Regions from separate parts of the Mus musculus genome. Here regions 1 and 3 are each linked to region 2. Evidence: chromatin loops called from intact Hi-C (ENCODE). Cell type or tissue: heart. All regions are shown on one strand. Region 1 holds the start of Ipo4 (importin 4). Region 2 holds the start of Rabggta (Rab geranylgeranyl transferase, a subunit). Region 3 holds the start of Tm9sf1 (transmembrane 9 superfamily member 1).

Region 1 (2,500 bases), 87 kb before region 2:
GCAGAAGTCCCACCTGTACAGGAGCAGGGGAGAAGAGACGGTCTCGTGGTCTATCCAGCCTCTGTCCCTCCTTCCTGCCAACAGGGCAGTGCCAGTACCTCTTTCTCGGGGCTATGGGAACTATGAGTGCTGTGCTGAAGAAGGTTCATGAACTGAGGCCATCCTTGTAGGCCTTCCTTTCGAAAAATGGTGGCTGAGAGCTGGGCCAAGCTGACACTCACAGAATGCCTACAAAGAGGAGGTCCATTCATATAGAAACACCTTTTACCACCCTTCCCTTGCAAACAATGCCCCAGGCCCAAGGAGTGGCCAGAAAGAGAATGCAGGTATGTGCACGGTCTTTCCTAAGGCAGACCCCATAAGACCACCGACAGCTGGGGGTGAGGAAAGGAGGGGGGCATTGTGATCTGGCTCGGTCAGCACCACTGGACAGGCTGAATTCAATTCAGTCTTGTTTTCCCTATCTGGGTTTAGCTGATCATTTTCAGCCATTCTCAAAAACTTTAGGGTTTTAGTTGGGCAGTGGTGGCACACACCTTTAATCCCAGCACTTGGGAGGCAGAGGCAGGCGGATTTCTGAGTTCAAGGCCAGCCTGGTCTACAGAGTAAGCTCCAGGACTGCCAGGGCCACACAGAGAAACCCTGTCTCAGAAAAACCAAAAAATTAAAAAATGAAAAATAAATCACAAAAAACTTTAGTTTTCACATGTTCCACCTTCTAGGCCTGAATTAAGTCCTAGTCTGGGGCTGAAAAAGAAGGTAGAAGTCCAGTATCTCAGCCCCAATCAGTTAGGACCCCCGAGAGTGGGTGCTCCACACTTACACTGTCTCTTTCTGCAGTGCTGTCAGGACCAGGGACTTGAGGCTGGAAGACAGGTGGCAAAGGCTTAGTACTCGGCCTGTCAAAAAGTAGACTAGGCCCGGCCCCTCCCATCCTAAATCTAGCCCACCTCTCCCTCTGCTCAGGTGCCAGGCGTCGCCAGCGATTGTTCAGCCTTCTGCGGGTCAGGACCGCTGCAAACTGGCGGATCTGGGGTGAGAAGAGGTTGCCAGCCAAATGAGAATCACAGGCACCAAGAAGATGATGAACAGATTAGGACCGCAGGGGGCGGAGGCTGGAGCGGGACCAGGGACACATTGAGGAATTTCAGAATTTCGGCAAGGAGGGGCAGGTGACTCGCCTGAGAGTCGGTCGCTGTTGCCAGCAGATCGAAGAGTGCGGGCAAGGCAGCAGGGTCCCGAAGGATGGTCTGGAGCTGCTCCGTAGCCTGATGGAAGGCTGGGAGGTCAAGACCGGGCCTTTCCCACAGCCTCCCCATCCCCGTAGCCCGGTCAGGCCTGCCCATACCCGGCGGATGCGCTCCGTGTCGGGCAGCAGCAGCTCCTTCAGGATCTGTTCCAAACCCGCAGGCTCCATGGCAGCTGCCGAGCCGCCGCCGACGCCGCCGCTGCTACAGGGCCGGGTGGGGAGGGGGAGGATCGGCACGTGGAGACTCCGACAGCAACTTCCGGCGGAAAGGGCGTTACTCTGCGTCTCTCCTGTCGCCTGGGTGATTCAGCTTGCTTCCCTTCAAAAACTGCGGAAAGCTGGTGGCTGGCGTCAGTCTGGGCTTCCGTCTGCCTGAGCACCCGCTGACAGAGCCTCGGCACCGTGGGTTCCCTGTGCCGACAGTTCCCAGAGTCCAGAGTTTGTGTGGCAATAGCGAACTCGGGTTTTCAAAACAACTGCATTGACAACAGGCCTCGGGTTTCTATAACTAGACCAAAACTTCCAACGACAGGATCCTTTTTCTTAATAAATTTTATTTTAATAATTGTAAAAAGAAAAAAAAAATCAGGACCAAAACGTAAGGCAACTTAAAAAGTTCAAATATATATATTCCTTATATAATAGAGATTTTTAATTTCCAGGTCCTCTCTAAAGAGGGAAGGAAGGCGACAATGCCATCACACAATTCGGTCAGAAGAGAAGCTATCAAGTGAAATCAATGGGGCATGATGAAAGCAGGAAAGAGCCAGAGTTCTGTGGCTTAGAACTCAGTCCATCTTGAGGTTAACATAGATATAACGGATGAACTTTAAAGAGGAAAAAAAGGAGATGGTACCCAGCATGAGGAAGAAGACATAGCCAGTCAGTAAAGAGTAGCCAAAGAACTCTACTGTCTGTACTGCCCCTGACATGTTAGAGCGCCGGGCATAGTAGAAAACTGAGTAGAGGAAGATGAAGAGGCCGGTGGAGCCGACGCTCAGCACGGATCGCCACCACCAGCGGTAGTCTTCCCCAGACAGCTGGAAGTAGGTGAGCGCAATGGAGATGCAGGCCCCCACACTCAGCAGGATGGCGAAGACAAAGAAGAGGATGCCGTACAGAGTGTACTGCTCTCGACCCCAGACTGTGGCAAAGATGTAGTACAGCTCCACGGAGATGGCGCTGTGAAGAGAAAAAGACAATGCACATCATTAAAGCTCTGTTCATAGCCACAGCACGCGGAGCCAAACT
Region 2 (2,500 bases):
AGCCAGCAGCGGTGGTGCCAAGTGCCATAGGACTTAGGGTTCACACGCAGACAGCTCTCAAGGAAGCCTAGTTCTGCCTTCACAAGAGCAGCCAACTCCTCAGGGGACCTGGACCCCAAGAGAAAGGGGGGTTAGAGCCTTCCAACATCCAACCCCAACTTGTCCCTCCCTTCTTGTATCTGGTCCCCCTACTATCCTATCTCTATGCCCGGCTACCCCAATCCTCCTCCAGTTCTGCACCCAGGCGAGGGCCAGGGCAGAGACCTGAACTACTACATACTTCTGGGTTTCTAGCTGCTGGAGCACTTCTCTGCGACAGTTCCAGAGGGTGGCAAAATCAGGGTTGGCTCCCAGAATCTGGCTTGTCAGTTCTAGGACGGATTCATCCAGCTCGCCTGCCTCCCGCTGTGAAGACAGGTTATAGGGTCAGGGACCACAGCCTTTCCCCAGCTCTAGGTTAAACATTATAAACTCTGAACCAGTCAATAGTGGCACTATGCAACAGGTACTGTGCAAAACCTTACATGGCCTAACAGGTATTTTCTCACTTAATCTTTGCAATACTCGTACACAGGTTGTGCAATCATCAGCTCCATTTTACAGATGAAGGCAGTTCCAGTGACTCGAACAAGGCAATACAGCAACAACAGACAGAATCAAAATTTGGATCCCTACAGTTTGACTCTAGGGTCAAGCTTTTGGTCTTTGTATTATTGGGGACTACCTCCGAGGGCCCCACCTTCTGGAAGACAGCTTGAGTGGCTGACTGGTAGAGCTTTAGCTTCTGTTCCCGCTCTAGCCTTTTGGCCTCTGCCTGCTCTTCGGACGTCTTCACCTTCAGGCGCCCATGCTACCAGGGATATGAGGATAGGATAATATGAACGCCGGTTGCCTCGCAAGGGCAGTCTTGCAGAAGCCCGGCCGAGATAGCCACGTGGGATGAGGGCATGGGCATGCAGGGGAAAGGGGCTGAGCTCAGGGTTCTCACCATGGTTTCGGCTCAGCGTTGGCGATAGGGGAGGGGTCCGGAGGCAGCCCGTTCAATCTGCCGAAAGAGATGTCAATCACAGAACCCCGCCCACACGGCCCCGCCCCCCAGGTGTTTCCCGGAAGCTGCCAGCAGGCCCAGGATAAGGATCCCCGTGAGTTAAAAGGGGGCCGGCGGCTGGCACTGTGAGGTCAGGAGGAAGCGCTCACCACAACCACGGCCTCCGTCCCCACGGATCTTTCCGAAGCCCCACCCGTCAGGGCCGAGGCACACGCCGCGCATATAGAGAGCAGTGCCCGCCCGCCCGTCCGTCCGTCCCGTGGACCCTTGCACCCCCTCCTCCACCGGCGAACTCACCTGCTCAGGGAGGAGGTGCCAGGACGTGCAACTCCGGCCGCCACCGAGTCCCAGTGTGGCTAGAGCGGCTCCGTGCTGTGTGAGGTGCGGAGACGAGGCGCTGCGCCCCCTGCAGGCCTGGCTCTTCCCATTCGCAACTCAAACTGCAGCCTTGAAGGGACTGGTATCGGCTCAGGACACCCCAAGACCAAGTTTTCAGGACAAAGGAGCTTTATTTGCCCTAGAGGGACGAAGTATAGGAATAAGAGACAAGACAGGAGATGGAGAAGGGGAAAGAGAAGAGGGGAGGGGGGGGACGGGGGGGGCAGGTATTTCTCTCGAAGAGGGGACAAAGGACTGTCTTTGAATAGAGAGGAGACAGGCATGGCCCATAGGAGAGTGGCAGTTTATAAAGGTAAAAGGGGAAATCCTGTGTTAGGATGAGGTGAATAAGGGAACGGATCTCGGTAGCTAGCTTTAGGAACTCAATCTAACGTTTTTAGCAAGACAGAGGGAGTGGAGAGAAGGGCAAGGCCTGACAGAGCCATGTTTGCCAAACTCAGGCTGGCTAGAGTCCCTTTCCAGGCTAAGTGAAGAAGTTTCTCCAGCAACCTGCTATCAGCGAGTTCTGGCTGCCAAAAGTTCTCGGTTTCCTTCCTGTTCTCTTGATTTCATCTACATTCATGGTTACTATATGGCACCCAAACCTCTCTCCAGTCCAGACGTCCACAAGCATAATGATAGTGACAATTATATAGCAGTATATGTATTTGTTGACATGGTCAAAAGCTAGAGGCAGTGGTGCTGTTTGTAATGTTCAGCTTCTCAGGGGGTCGACACAGGAGGGTCTAGAGTTTAAGATAATAGTGAGGTTTCTAATTTTTTTAAAAATTGAGTATCACTGGGCAGTGGTGGCACACTGCCTTTGATCCCAGCACTCAGGAGGTAGAAGCAGGCAGTTCTCTGAGTTAGAGGCCAGCCTGGCTTACAGAGCGAATTCTAGAACAGCCAGGGCTACACAGAGAAACCCTGTCTAAAAAACCAGAAAGAAGAAAAATGTAGTTTCGCTTATATGTCCTAGAGATATTTCAAACTCTAAAAGCTAAAAAAGAGTCCCCCCCCCCGTCTCCCCCCTCTGAGTGCCAGCTTTATCATCATTGTTGCACTAAGTGGCAG
Region 3 (2,500 bases), 79 kb before region 2:
AAGGAAAAAAAAGAAAAGTAACAGGGAAGGCTAAAAAGTAAAAAAAAAAGTCATGGAAAAAAACAGAGGCATGTACGGAAGGAGAGAGACTTGCACAGGACTCTGGGACCTATTACTGACAGCGAAGAGCCTTAGGCTCTAAGCTCCCCGCTCTGCATCTCTGGATCCATGTTATCTTGAAAAGTCAGTTTGGAACATCTAAGCAAGTACACGGGGTTGTAGTTGGAGTCCAAACATAATTTCCATAAAGGTACCATAGATGCAAGGCACCCTTAGTCCCTAGCAAGGAGGGCTGAGTGATATGTACCGCGGAGAGCAGCTGACCTGTGCAGAACTGAGCTGCATGTGACACAGAATTCTCTTCTCCACATTCTCCCGAAAGCGGATCTCGTACAAAGATTCGGCCATTCGGTCCCCATCCAGAACTTCACCCAAACTAAGACTTTTGTGGCGGATCTTCTCAGGACAGCAGACTGGAAGCTGATAGTAGTGGTAAGTTTCCTGAGGGTTATGGTAGGGTCCCACTTTGTTGACATATAGAATGACAGGGTCGCCGGGCTTGTAGTGTGTGACACCTTCCACCCATGGCCCATGGCCTATGCCCAGCAACAGTATCAGGACTGGCAAACAATGGCAGCTCCAACTTCGAGGGTACCCTAGGACTGTCATCCTTAAGGCAGCAGAACCTGTTGGGGGAATCCCGTGGTTACAGAAACTAGGAATCAAATCATGATGACCCGGTTCTGGTCTCTCAAGTGCCCATTGGCTCCACCTCCTCCCTTCGGCCTCCCGATCCCCACACCACAGAACTTATCTATCCCAAAGACGGGGCCTGGCGTGCACTCAATAGTACTCCCAACCTAGGGTTCACGCCTCTAGGCCTCCCCAGCCCGGGGCTGCGCGTGCCAACCCGTTTCTATAGCAACGCCCGGCGGGCTCGCTGCTACGGAAGGGGCACTCGCCGCAGCTCCAGGGTCCTCACTGCGAGGTACCGGCTGGCCAAAGAGGCGCCAGTGGCCTCACGGGGCCCCGTAGCTGCCCTTGGGCTTCTGCCCCGGTCTTCCAGACAGCGGCGCCGGAGCGGTAGGCTTGCGGAGGACCTGACGACGGACCTCCTCCGGGTTGTCCGCCGCTGCGCCTGATTGCCGCGGCTGCTGCCACGTCGCCGGCGTCCGCCCTCGGCTCATTCGAATGCTCCTGGAAGAGCTCTGGTTCGCCCGCAATCCGGCCCGGCCACGGATTCCACGATGCTCGCTCCCCGAGCCACCGAGCGATGCCAGTGGTCGTCCCGGCGAGCAGCACCGCAGCCCGGACACGTCAGTCTTACCACTTCCGCCTTCGCCGACGGGGACCTCAGCTCCGGGAAGGCGGGAAGGCTCTTCTCCTGAGCCAAGAGCTCCGCGATGCTCGCCGGTGTGTCGCGGGCGGCTTCCCACGGGCTCTCGCGCGGCTGGGCTGTCCTCTCTAGGATGGAGAGAGACAGCTGGGGAGCGGGAGCGCGGCACCCGCCCCCGGCTGCTGAGGTCGGCCCGGACGCGGAAAGTTGTCCCTAACCTGGGCGGGGCGGGGCTTTGTGCCGCGTTCCCACGCCAGGGACCTGTAGCCTCCAACACCTTGGTAAAGGTGCCCCTCCGAGGCTTTCTGGAGGCACGGACCGGTTATTGTTGGCAACAGGCATGCGGGAGGTAGGTGAGGTGCACCTACAGTTTGCCATTTCACCCTGCAAGTTGTGCGGGTTGACAGCGCGTTTTTTTTTTAAGATTTATTTATTTATTATATGTAAGTACACTGTAGCTGTCCTCAGACACTTCAGAAGAGAGAGTCAGATCTCGTTATGAGATGGTTGTAAGCCACCATGTGGTTGCTGGGATTTGAACTCGGGACCTTTGGAAGAGCAGTCGGGTGCTCTTACCCACAGAGCCATCTCACCAGCCCGACAGCGCGGTTTTTGATCGGAAGTAGGTTTTTGTTTTGTTTTTTGAATGTGGAGTCCCTGCAGACCTCGAACCCGGGGTCTTTTGAGTCTCCGCCTTCAGAGTTTCAGAGCTTACAGGTACCATCTCACTTCCGTCATTTTGTTCCCAAGTTCGTCTGTGGGACGTTTGGACTTCTCCCTAACTTTGCAGGTTTCTTTGAACGCGTTACTTTTGTCTGGCTCAAGCTGTTGTGAAGGGGCTCTGCCCCTTTTGAACAGTGACTTTCACTTGGCAACATGGGAGCAAACGGAAGGAAGCTGACTTCAATTTTTCTATTCTGGCGGAAGCAAGTACTGAGAGAAATCACAAGCAGCCATTCTTTCCTCACTCCTACGACTGTTCTTTTCTGATCCACCCACTGTCCTGAAGCGGTTAGAGTCTAGGAAGCTAGGCTTGAGCCAGACACAGTGGCTTTTGTTTTGACCCCTTTGCCCTCCTCAAGACAGTCAGTCTTGCTGTGTTGCCTGACTGGCCTTGGAACTGCTGCCGAAGCAATAGCCCTGCCTCGGTTTCGCGAGTAGCTG

Evidence for each region. A loop is a pair of places that touch in the nucleus more often than their neighbours do. Peaks named below come from ENCODE experiments on the same cell type or tissue, not always from the same donor. Only the 100,000 strongest peaks of a DNase experiment are listed, where the experiment ranks them.
Region 1: it touches region 2 in a loop (2.0-fold over the local background); 3 of 42 quality-filtered maps call a loop at or near these places.
Region 3: it touches region 2 in a loop (2.1-fold over the local background); 3 of 42 quality-filtered maps call a loop at or near these places.

Annotation. Positions count from the first base shown.
Region 1 is chr14:55,634,182-55,636,681 of GRCm38, forward strand. It overlaps Ipo4 (importin 4), which reads right to left and starts at 1,503. Exons shown (of 30, transcript NM_024267.7): 1 at 1,349-1,503; 2 at 1,182-1,268; 3 at 951-1,030; 4 at 824-865; 5 at 99-228; 6 at 1-13. The coding sequence starts at 1,417. Tm9sf1 (transmembrane 9 superfamily member 1) reads right to left here. Exons shown (of 5, transcript NM_001360063.1): 5 at 1,784-2,431. The coding sequence ends at 2,038. In heart, no CTCF peak of the experiment used is centred here; DNase peaks (open chromatin) are centred at 1,060 and 1,530; H3K4me3 peaks cover 1,491 bases; H3K27ac peaks cover 1,054 bases.
Region 2 is chr14:55,720,856-55,723,355 of GRCm38, forward strand. It overlaps Rabggta (Rab geranylgeranyl transferase, a subunit), which reads right to left and starts at 1,408. Exons shown (of 17, transcript NM_001360387.1): 1 at 1,346-1,408; 2 at 989-1,045; 3 at 740-850; 4 at 281-405; 5 at 1-108. The coding sequence starts at 991. In heart, a CTCF peak has its summit at 1,446 (motif pointing left); DNase peaks (open chromatin) are centred at 2, 1,066 and 1,396; H3K4me3 peaks cover 1,359 bases; H3K27ac peaks cover 1,439 bases.
Region 3 is chr14:55,642,270-55,644,769 of GRCm38, forward strand. Tm9sf1 (transmembrane 9 superfamily member 1) reads right to left here and starts at 1,102. Exons shown (of 5, transcript NM_001360063.1): 1 at 325-1,102. The coding sequence starts at 669. It also overlaps a transcript of Tssk4 not described here. In heart, a CTCF peak has its summit at 1,073; DNase peaks (open chromatin) are centred at 1,082 and 1,332; H3K4me3 peaks cover 2,459 bases; H3K27ac peaks cover 2,248 bases.